Linked DNA regions of Homo sapiens: region 1 is linked to region 2. A link is a contact called in ENCODE Hi-C or POLR2A ChIA-PET data. All regions are on one chromosome and are shown on one strand. The core of a region is the stretch at or near the end of the contact, and the rest is flanking DNA. Distances in the headings are between cores, read along the strand shown. Region 1 overlaps LOC107985151 (a long non-coding RNA gene). Region 2 holds the start of LINC00683 (long intergenic non-protein coding RNA 683).

Evidence for each region. Hi-C counts contacts between places; a loop is a spot of excess contacts on that map. ChIA-PET counts read pairs that join two places held with the same protein, here RNA polymerase II (POLR2A). Pooled maps may share reads with other maps.
Region 1: a map with no recorded cell type shows a loop between it and region 2 (3-fold over the local background). The contact joins the enhancer-like site here to the promoter of LINC00683 in region 2. A Hi-C loop is called at or near these places in 3 of 37 single-sample maps with no recorded cell type and 2 of 50 pooled maps. POLR2A ChIA-PET finds 5 or more read pairs at or near these places in 1 of 52 experiments (H1).

The regions. Positions count from the first base shown.
Region 1 is chr18:76,654,657-76,660,210 of GRCh38, reverse strand. LOC107985151 (a long non-coding RNA gene) reads left to right here. Exons shown (of 3, transcript XR_001753506.1): 2 at 2,420-2,540; 3 at 3,732-3,894. Among named protein-coding and RNA genes, the nearest start is that of LINC01927, 18 kb to the right of the region's middle. RefSeq lists an enhancer at 1,003-1,504. Within about 2 kb of position 2,535, at least 2 of the 41 ENCODE cell types and tissues checked have a DNase peak (open chromatin) inside an H3K27ac peak, as active enhancers do.
Region 2 is chr18:76,618,446-76,624,336 of GRCh38, reverse strand. LINC00683 (long intergenic non-protein coding RNA 683) reads right to left here and starts at 4,560. Exons shown (of 2, transcript NR_120419.1): 1 at 3,143-4,560; 2 at 778-1,580. It overlaps LINC01927 (long intergenic non-protein coding RNA 1927), which reads left to right. Exons shown (of 5, transcript NR_110784.1): 5 at 1,141-1,556.

The sequences.
Region 1 (5,554 bases), core at 1,286-3,785, 38 kb before region 2:
TTTTACCTTCATGTTTTATGGTTTGATATAAAACTACAGTTTTACTATAGCTTTCCACTTAGCATTTCCCTATTTACTTTTTATTTTTATCAAAGAAAATGTCCAATAGAGCCAGACCCTCCTCCAGGCCGTTCTTTTGGTGTTGACCACTGACCCGATCCATTTACGTCATCTGTGTGTACCGGCAACGCTGGCTTCATTCACTTTCTCCTATTGTTGCCTTGTTGTTTTTGGCTGGTTTTCACAGTAGGTCCTAAAATTTCTATTTTTGAAACTCTAAACATATATAAAAAAAAGAGAGAGTAGCATAATGGACCCCTGTGAACACGCACCATGCAGCCTCAACAAAGATCAACTCCTGGGCAGCTGTGTCTCCCAGGCTGCAATACAGGCCACAGTGACCATATTGAAGGCACTGCGGCATCTTCCAGCCTCCCTGCGACTGAGCAACTCACTTCCATTCTAATGCCTTTTCACCTGGGAGCTGCTTGTTTGTTGTTCCCATTTTAAAGCCCTCAAGATCATCTATTGAATGATGGCGTCTTGGAATTCCATGACGACAGACCTGTGATCATGTCTCCTTTCATTCTGCTGGTCCTTGGCAGGTCTCTTACATTTGGGCACTTGTTAGTTCTGTGAACTTTTACTTGACTTCATCCTTCAGACCTTCTACAGAATTTTTTTTTTTTGAGACGGAGTCTCGCTCTGTCGCCATGCTGGAGTGCAGTGTCGCGATCTCAGCTCACTGCAACCTCTGCCCCCTGGGTTCAAGCTATTCTCCTGTCTCAGCCTCCTGAGTAGCTGGGACTACAGGTGCCCGCCACCACGCCCAGCTAATTTTTGTATTTTTAGTAGAGATGGGGTTTCCCCATGTTGGCCAGGATGATCTCGATCTCTTGACCTTGTAATCCACCCGCCTCAGCCTCCCAAAGTGCTGGGATTACAGGCGTGAGCCACTGCGCCTGGCCAGAAATTTTGTTTTATTTTAGTTGTCATTCCTACAAATTCCAGGAGCTGTGATTTAGTCTCTGTCTGCGTGCACGTGTGCGTTCATCTTGCTGTTTTATGAATGCAGCATTTGCCTAAGGATGTTAATATAGATTTTTTAAAAGTTTTTTTCTGCTCTCTTTATAGACTGCTTCCTCTATGTTAATTTTTGTAACTTTCATTATTTTTTTTAAATCAAATCTTTTGTGGTGCTAGACTGTCCTTTCACATTGACGACCAAGGTACTAAAAACCAGACTGAGTCACGGCAGGGCCTGTGGGCTAGGGGCATCATTCATTTCCCCTGTCGGGGGAAGGCCGCCCACCCATGGCTTCTGATTGTCTGGGAGCAGGTGGTCAGGGGCTCCTGCACTGAGGAAACTCTTCCTGGGCCCCCTGCATGGAGCGCCCCCACCCCTGTGAGATGGAGAAGGAGGGCAAGAGCTCCCCCTGTGGCCCAGCTATGGAAGGAGACCCTTTTTGTTGGGCTCCTTGTGGTAAACGACCTCTTCCTGTCCACATCTTCAGCTGTAGACACGTTCCCTGTACTTTACCACCTCTCATCTGTTCCTGCTTTCTGTACCTTGTTGAAATATCTCACTGGCTGCTGTTTTTCCTCTCATTTTCTTTGTTATTATGAATAATATCTTTAAAACTATTATGCAGAGCTTTAGGTAAAAGAGAAGATAAAATCCATCTGGTCAATCCACTGTGTTAAATAGAACATATATTTCTGAAAGTTCTTTTTCTTTCTTTTTCTGATTTCAGTTTTCTTCCCTTTATATATTGTGTCTTTTTTTTTTTGCCACTCATTCCTCTAACCCATCTACCTCCAAGAGACTGATTTCTAAATCTCTCATGATCTCTTCCCTGTTAGAGATCAGATGAGCAACAGACCTTGTTCTGTCTGATTCCTCCAACGTTCTAAGGGAGGAAGTTCTCTCCAGTGTAGACCAAAAATCGACTTGGTGGTCTGTGGTCAGCTGAATTGTTTTTCCAGAATGTAACAGGAGTTTCATGCCCCATCATAACCAGATGTAGCTGAAAGCTTTGGTGAGTTGACCAGAAAAGGTTTCCTCGAGCTCTTCATCATGTGGGCATCTATATATAGACTCTACTGCGATGTCGCCCTCGATCTTAATCCGCCTTGCACAGTCTAGTGAGTGGCTTCAGGTTTCCTGAGAGATTTTATTCAGCGGATCATGGTGTTTCTCCACACGGATGCAGTGTTCCCTGCCATGATACAATGTGAGAATGTGAGAGATTTTTTGCCCTGCAAGGAAAGAACTGAATTTCTCATTAAGTTGAAGAAATTTTTATGATCATTGAATTATTAAGCTCTGGTCTTTTCAGAAAGCTACCAAGGGAAGGGAAGGAAAAAAATAAATAATAAATGGTGTTTTTTGTGCAAAGTTTACATTTTTTTTTTCCAGGGAACAAGAAGGACGCTGATAAAACTCCAGATGGTTTGCTCATCCACGTCTACTCCACACATTTCTCCTAGATGGCGGCACCTCCTTTCCATCCTGACTTGGAGGGGCTTCATTTCAGACGGTCCGTGATTCACATTTTCTTACAGTACTTTGAGCTCTTGAAAGCCCTGGTAGAGATCATTATCATTTCCTGCTTTAGCCTGGCTCCTGAGCTGTGGTGGCTGCATTTCTTTGGTCCTGTTTTTTTATGAGCCTCACCCTTTGAGTACCAATAAAGGCTGCAGTAAAGGGACTGATCCAGACCCAGATAACTGCATGGCCAGAACAAAGTGCCCCAGCCTAAGCACCATGACAATAAATGGAGCTACATTGAAGCAAAAAGTTCCAGAGAAATGGGAAGAGAGGTGCCACAAGAGAGAGCAGGACTCTTAATCTTTTGCAACTAAAAGTTAACTGTTACTTCCACTACTTCAATTTGGAGCCTATTTGAAGGAGCCGTTGACATATGCTTTTATACAAATTTGTTGATCTGTATTTTCCTATATTTACCTTATGCACTCCTCAGTCATAACACTGCTAGAATGTCCTTTGTGTAATTTAAAAAGCGACAATGGAATTTTTTGAAGTATGCAGGGGGAGAAGTGAAAAGAAGATGTCCACAGAGCAGGATGCTCCTTATCCTGGCCCCCATCTGTCATCAGGGGCACTGGGAACAGTCTCTGTTTTTCCTAGGAGCAGCGATCACTTAAACTAATTTACAAAGTAAGCTGATTTATGCCTCTTAACAGTTACTGAGTGCTTAACATTATAGGAAATACAGTCTAGGTCTAAATTACTTACAAGGGATGTTTCAAAAAGTAGTCCTAAAAATTATTCAATCACCAAGAAATTATCCTTCATATAAATGTGTCAGGAGCAGTATGCATTGACATTTTGAGTAAATATTTCAGTTTTATGTCGAATGTATACTCAGTTGCTTCTGAAAAATAGATTGTAAGCAAGCAGATGGGGAAAATATTTCAAAATGGAATTTAAGAGGATCAATTGTATTTAGAATCAGTTGTATTAGAAATACAGCATAATAAGAGGTATCTTTCTCGGAGCTGTAGGTATTGTTATAACCTGGGATTTGTTTCCTGTACATCTGGATATAGATCATTATGTAAATAAAAGAAATGCCTTTTCAATATTCAAAAGTGTTTTTTTTCTTTTTGAAGCACAGCTAGTTATGTTTTGTTAATAAGGGAACATTAAATCTTTAATTTATTCCAAATTTTACTCACGATACTCAAACTGCTCTCACTCATTTTAGGTTGAGACTTTTCCAAGCCAGGATTGGGCTGATGCAGGGGACCTCCTCCGAGCAAGAGGGTGCATGCCATGGATGACAAAGGCAGGAGCTGCTCAGTCCAAACCCGGGTCCCCCAACCACCGTCTAGTGGACGTGTAACATCGGGCAAGTGATGCAGCTTTCCTCTCGCATTTTCCTATAAAATGGAGCTAAATATAGTCCCTACCTTATAGGGTTCTTATGAGGATTAAGTGAGTTAATGTGGAAAAATCTCTCACGACAGCAATTGGTTATTGGTGTCATATAAGGGGAAACATGGACTTCCTCAGATAATGCCAACGATTGACCCTTTCCTGCTGGGTATGTCCAGACAGTAAAACTCCTCTGTGCTTCAGAAAGTAAAGAACTGGTTCCATAGATGTGGGACATGAGCAGGGGTGGTGCTGTTGGAAATTTTGCTTTTTTGTTTAATGTGAACAATACCATTTGTTCTTGAGTGGTTTTGCCCAGGTATTATAGGCAAGGGGTCTTTGAAAAATGAATTTATGGCCAGAAGTGGCTGTATCTTCTCAAGCAAAGCCCTCGGTGTTTACTGATACCATCAGTAACTGAAGGCTATTCTGGTTAGGGCTGAAATTCTTTTCCTTTTACAGAAGTTGGAGACACCAGATAAAAGACACTAAAAAGTTATAAAGTAGATTTAGTGTTGAGTACGTTCCAGCATTCTCCATTAATTGTGTGGTTTCAAATAGCAAAGGGCTACCTCCTCTTGAAGACAACTCATGAGAGGATCATGGGGAGGAGATGGGTCCTGGAGGACCAGGAGCAGGGAGACACAGCCATTTCTGGGAAGAGCCCGTGGAAAGGGCATCCAGCCAGACTCCAGATCCCTCGTTTTTCCTTTGGCCAACTTCATTGCATCAACTTGTAGTTGATGTACTACTAGCAAATTGTAACAGTGTGTAGACTACTTAATAGGCGATCAAGTGGACCAAGAGGAAAAGTCGGACCTTCCTGGGGCACACATGCAGGTAACATGGAAACTGTAGTCACTTCCTGGTGCCACCTCTTAGCCAGGCGGTGTCCTTAGTGATATTGCTTATGCCTTATTCTCGCCCTGTGTGGTTACGATCCTCCACTGCACAGGTAATGAACATGAGGCACTGAAGGTAACCTGCCCAGTGTCCCACAAGGCTGTGGTGTGAATGTTTACATCACCCAAAGCATTGAAATCCTAACTCCCAAGGTGGTGGTATTTGGAGATGGGGCATTTGGGAGCAGATAAGGTCATGAGGCTGAAGCTCTCATAGATGGAATTAGTGCCTTATAAAAGAGGCCCCAAGAGAGACTGCTTGTCTGTCCCTTCCACTGCGTGAGAACACAGCAATAAGGTACCATCCACGAACCAGAAAATGGGTCTTCAACAGACCCCAAATCTGCCTTGACTGTGGACTTGCCAGCCTCTAGAACTGTGAGAAATACAGTTTTGTTGCTAATGAGCCACCCAGCCTATGGTACTTTGCTATAACAGCCCAAACAGACTGAGACACAGTGAGTGGACCCTGTGACGCCAGAGTCTGTCCCTTGGCCACCACTGTTGAAGGCCAAAAGGGTGAGGGTCGTGATCAACTCAGTGCACCACTGGAGGCCATATGGGTAAACAGCAAACTGTTCTCATGAAAGCAGGATGTTGGCAAACTGACAAACTGCATCTGCAGCCCAGAAGGAATGCTGAGGGCAGTCACAACCCAGGCACAAGTGTTGCTTGGGATTAGACGCATCTGGAGCCTGTTAGCAATAATGTGAACCTGTGATCAATTAAGCAGCTGACCAGTCTCACCTCC
Region 2 (5,891 bases), core at 3,311-5,810:
CCAGGAACTATTCAAGGCTGAGACCCAGCATCCAGTTAAAAGGAAGCTTCCCTGTTTCTTCCAGCTGTCCTTCCATCATTTTGTTCTTTTCCGTCATTCCCAAGCCCCTGCTGCTGTGGGGCCCATCACTGCTTCTCCACCTCTATTGCGAGCTCCAAGAATTACTGGGCACACACAGTTTTGCCCCTTTACAAACGCCTCCTGTGGATTATTTGAGTCCCATAGTCCATTGAGTGTTCTTGGTTTTCTTCCTGGCCCCCAAGAGAATCAAACTAATGGATTATCTGTAAAGATGGTGGCCCCAGCCTTTTGCAGCCTGAAACTTCTGGAAGCCAGAGCCCCATTCCTGCATATTTAGACCTAAAATGAGACTGGCCCCAAAGGGATGCAACCAAACAGCCTGTGATAGACTGTCTCAATCTAAATCAGCTCCAAAGCTTCTCCTCACATCACTGTTGCGTCCTATTCGAAGGATTATCCTAAACACGTGAACTCTCCCAACAGAAGGATTTCCTTCGCTGCTGCACCTCCTTCCAGTTCATCTCATTCAGTGCGTTCCCCTCTTCGCTCCAAGCACACAGAGCATGTGTGGAGGATGACCGCCCAGTCCTCACTTAGCCAGTATTTTCCAGTTTTTAAAATATGAAGGTTCTTGAACCTAGTCTCAATTTCTGTGCCTTAAGGAAATGAAGGATAATCGTTTCTCTATTTGAATTGCTTAATTTCACTAAACTCTAAATTTTAAGGGTTATTTTGAAGCAACAAATTTCACTATTTCTTAGTATCTATTTTTTATTGGTGTGTTAAAGTACAAAATAAGTAAATCAAATCCTACCACAAACCAGAAAAATTAATGGAATCATTGGAAATCAAGTATTCAATTGGAGCTTAATAATCCATCAGCTTCTGAAAACACTAAGCAGTGAAGAAGCAGCTCATGGATCCTGTTCCAGCGACTTTTGTGATAATAATATCAAATAATAAAAAATTAAAAAAAGTACAAGAGGTTAACAATATAATCGTTTGGGTTTACCATCAGATATACTTGCCCATGGATTACTTCTTGAATTCTAGCCCTGAATCGAATTGATTTCATAGAATGGTATAAAATGTTTATAAAGTCTCTCCTCTGTCTTGCAGGGACTTGCGTTTCAGATCAGATGATGCTTTTCATGTATGTCCAGCAGCAAGAGAGTCCTTCACTGGTGAAAAATCACGGGCCTCAGAGCAGATTTTAGTTCATCTTTCATTTCAAAGCACTCCTTAGATATCTGCAAATTAAATCCCCTAATTTGGTGAGGACGCCCAGCTTCCCAAATAACAAGGCTTTTCCTTTGATTCTAACCAAGTGAGCCGGCCCTGCAAAAGCCGGGGTGCGTGTTCTGGCTCCAGGCTTCTGAGCAGCCTTTCTCCCCACGCTGCAGCTTTTCAGTTAGGAAGTCAGAGAGAAGGAAAGAGAACTATTTCCAATTCAATCACGAGCATGTCTACGCACCACTGAAGACAGACCTTTGTCCTGTTGCTTTCCAAACTTTAAATGTGAATTTTTCTTCTTATGATGACTGGTGTACTCTGTTATTCTGAAAAAAGAAAAAGCCATAAGCACCCTGAAGTGAGGCTTTCACCTGATACTAATTTTCTTCTTCGTTATAAGGCTATTGTTTGTTTGAACAAAGAAATAGGAGCCATTGGTGGCTGTTTACATTATAGGAATGAGGGCAGCGATGGGGGAGGAGGAGGGGACCTTTTCATTAATGAGCTGGGGACATTGATTATGGGGACACACTAAAGACTAAAAGGGACACCTATATTTCTACATTCTTTCCATGCAAGTAATATATGATCTTTATCATCTGTTAAACACCACTCACATATTTCAGGTGGCTGTAGGTTGATTGCTAACATTTAGATTAAACAAGCAGTTAGAGTCTGATGTTTAAAATAAAATAAGACAAGCCCTTGAACTCTGGGACCAGGTATGCCCCGTTATCTGGTCGTACCTGAACGAGCCTGTGTTGAGCACCCAAGGCCGCTGGGCACGTCTGTGGATGTGGGGTTTCAGGCTCAACCCACTCGAGGAGCAGGGGGCTTTTGGGAGGTGGCAGCCTCCTATACAAAACGAGCTGCCAGTAAATATTTATAGAACAAAGAAATGCATGAATTTCTCCTGAATTAAACATGATACATTTGTACAGAGCATAGTTCACTTTCATTTCAGTGACCCAAAATCCTGCTGAAAGTGTTCTTCCGAAACCTCAGAGCAGGAATGCTTCCTGTGCTTGGAAACTCCCTGGAGACACCTCCAATCGGAGTAAGCAGCAGAATTATCTGCACACTCATAGTCTTGCAGTCGAGTATTTTTACTGAAAAAAAAAAAGCCGTCTGTTTGAATAGGAAACGATGATATCATGTGACTGGCTTTCTCCTGCCACCCACTAATTTGACAACAGATCAGATCAGAGGAAAAGTTACTCAAGTCAGAATTTTTTTAAAAAAATCTTTTGGGAACAAACTCATAAATGGAAGAAAGGGGAGAGTAACAAATGCAGACTGAATACATGGCAGGTCCAGGCTTTTACTATCATTGTTTTTAGCTCACCAGGTAATCAAAGCATAAAACAAAGGGTGATTTGTCAAAGCTTATGCTGTTGTCCCTGAACCACCAAGGGGGGGGTGGCTGCTGGACTAATTCGCTTCACGTGGGAATCAGTGTTTACCATTTAAGGGTCCTGATAGAAAGTGCACGATTTTCAAACTGGAAAACATAAATAATAACGCGTGTTGCCACTAAAGTAGTGGCACCTTGCCGTATTTCTCTTCTGAATGGAACAACCTACATTTCAAAGGACAGTCTCCTTCCACATGTAAATATTTATTTGCTTGCTGCTGAGGAGTGTCAGGAAGTACTAAAGAACGGTGTTTAGAGTTTCAGAAGCAAATTGCTTCTGCGCACGCCTTGAGTCACTGGATTCTGTTGAGCTCTCTGCCTCTACGTCAGGGCTTCATTAATCTTTTCTTTTCTTAAAAAAATAGAAAAGCTTTTCATTTATTGCTTCTAGGAAGCCAGGTGCATTGCAGTGGATCTCTTCGGCAGAATCACTGCTTTGTGTGAATATTTATTGTGTAATTATTGAGCACCTACCATGTGCAGGGCAAGGCGGGGGGCACCCAGGCGTCCACTCTCCTGCAGAAGTCCTGGGTCCCAGGCCCGCATCTTTGGGGCCACCTTCAACTGGGAGGGTGTTCGCTTTTCTGTGACACAGAGAGGCTTAAATCCCTCAGTGATTTAAAAATCTCGTCTGTGAGTCCAAACTGCTAGGTTGGCAGCCAGGAAGAGAAAGTTCCCAGGATTTTCAGTGGCTGAAGTTCTGGGCAAACAGCATTTGCACAAAGGAGGGGGCGAGGAAGGGGTGCAGGGAGGGCTCTCCAAGTGCCTGTTCGGCATCAGTTTACAAGTGTGCTTAGGTTGTATTTAGATGTTACGATGATTTTAAAAGTGAAATTTTGGCATTTTGCATTCAATCCTGACTAAAGCTCTTTGGTATATCGACTTAAAAGGTCTTCAGATTGCCAAGATTTTGCAGCTTGGATAATATCTTTGGAAAGGTTAAATGAGTCCATTTTCTGGAGCTTTCGTCAGCACAAGCCCATGATTCTCTGCCCTGCTGAGAAAGGAGGAGGCGAGCTGAGTTCTAGCAGATCCCCTGCTTCCGTCTCCCTCGGGCGAGCCTGTGTCTTCCGTCCCAGGAAGCCCGCTGCCGAGAAGCTGCCGCGGGTACATGCATTTCCACCTGGGCGCTTCGTTGCGTGTGAAGAAGGCCGGACGACGTCTGTTGGTGTGGCCGCAGCCTTTCAAGACATTTTAGCAACATCTGAAAGGAGAACTCCACACAGGAGCCCAGGCCTGCAGCAGGGGGCGCGCCTGGCCTCAGAGCAAACACAAAGACCAGAGGCAAACTGGTGGGGAAACGGACCTGCTCCCCAGCACGTGGGGGGCGGGTGGGGGGGGGGAGCTCACAGCGAGCGCTGGGGAAGGGCTGGAGGTCTGCAGGCCCGGCCTCCCTCCTGAGATGGGGAGAAGGGCGTCTCCCCCAAGGTGCTTTCCGTTCTGTGCCTGTCGGTGGGAACACGTCCCTGAGCCCACAGACGGGTGCCCTCCCAACACCTGCGTGGCATCTGAGGGTGGCAGGCAGCCCTGGGCCCTTCCACTTCAGGCCAGCCCGCCGGAAAGCCCGCGAGCTCCTCTCCCAGCTGACCCGGGCCTTCCCTTTTCATCCCTCTTCCTCTCCCTCCCCGCCCCCCGCCTACACTCAACAATTGGTGACCTCCTTCCAACTGCTGTGAAGTGACTTGGGTGAAACTGGAGCCAGGGGCGGAGGAACAGCCCCCTCCTGCTCCCAGGAACTCGCAGGCACAGCCCTCTTGCAGGCTGCTGGCTTTTGTTTTTAAGAAGCACCGTGTATTTTCTCTAGCGCAGGCCACGCTCAAGTTCAGGGTATTAAGAAACTGCCGAGCTGTCACCTTCACCTCAGGGCATTCTTTCTATGTAGCGCCATGTGTACGAGCGAGATCTCCCAATAGCTACGCCGGACCCACTCCTCCCACAGTATCTGTGTGCTCCTCCCAGACATTTATGTGCACACATCTGCAGACTGTCGTTCTAAGGCTGGTAGAAAATATCAGAGAGCCTTTGGTCAAATGGCTAGAACAGACCTGCTGAGCCAGAGGAGAGAACCTAATTAATCTACAGAATGTTCTCAGCTCACCAGGATGTTGGGCAACAGGAACGTCCCAGGCCCTCCAAGGCCGAGGGAGAACAAAAAAGCGGCCTGTGATTCAGTCGGGTTCACACCGTGGAAGCCAGCTTCTCTGTAACCACCGAGACACGAGTCCTCCCACACAGGCCGCACCTGAGCCAGCAGCTGCCGCTGGCAGTCTCTGAACGCCTTATCACCTGGTCATGTGGCCTGAGCGTCAGGATATCTCATCCACATTTTTACTTTCCCTGCCATGTAATCAAATCTTTCCAAACCTTTAAAGAGTTAGGTGGGAAAAAAAAATCAAAGCCAAGTTTTGCATTACATCTCCTGTGTATTTTCAATCCATTACAACAGAAACCCAGAAGAGGAGAGGAAAAAAATTAGGGGTGGACATCTCTGGCATTTTTTTCCTGTGCCCCAGTGAACCCACGACTTCCTCCTCCTTCCCACCAGGGTTGGGAAAGTTCCCAATACTGTGATTATGATATACTATATTGGATACATTCTCTTTTCTTTTTTTAAGATAAAAGTTTTATTTCAGAGAGAAGCACAAAGCCCCAACTGTTGTGAACAAGGCAGGGATTTGTGGGGACTCTGAGACCTTCAAGAGGAAACAAAATGCATCAGCTTTTGATTAAGAAGAGGACACCATGGTCCCAGCCTCCACCTCTCATCTCCCTGGCCCCAGCCCATGGGTTCTCACGACCCTGGCAGAGGGCTCCTGGAGGCTCCTCCAGCCACATTCCTGCTGCCTCCCTCTCGGGCCCTGCTACTCTTATTAAATCATCTCCAGACCCTAAGCCTCCCTCCCCCATGCTGGATCAGTTTACCTCTGGATTCCCAGTTCAGCCATTGCCACGAGGTTCTTCCTTCTTCCCTCAAGACACAGCCCCTTGACCTCCCTCCATTCTGACTTCGGTAATCACCAACTCTGAGCAACCACATTCAGACTTCATCCATTCAATGTGCATTAAATGCCTATTGTGTGCCAAGTACAGTCCCCACACTTGGGGTGCAGCAGGCAAAAGGAGAGCCACGGGTTCATCGTCACAGGTTTCTGATGGCCACTTCTCGAGTTGATCCTCAGGTGGAATTGCCAGCCTTGGTGACAGGGCTTCCTGTACATCCATG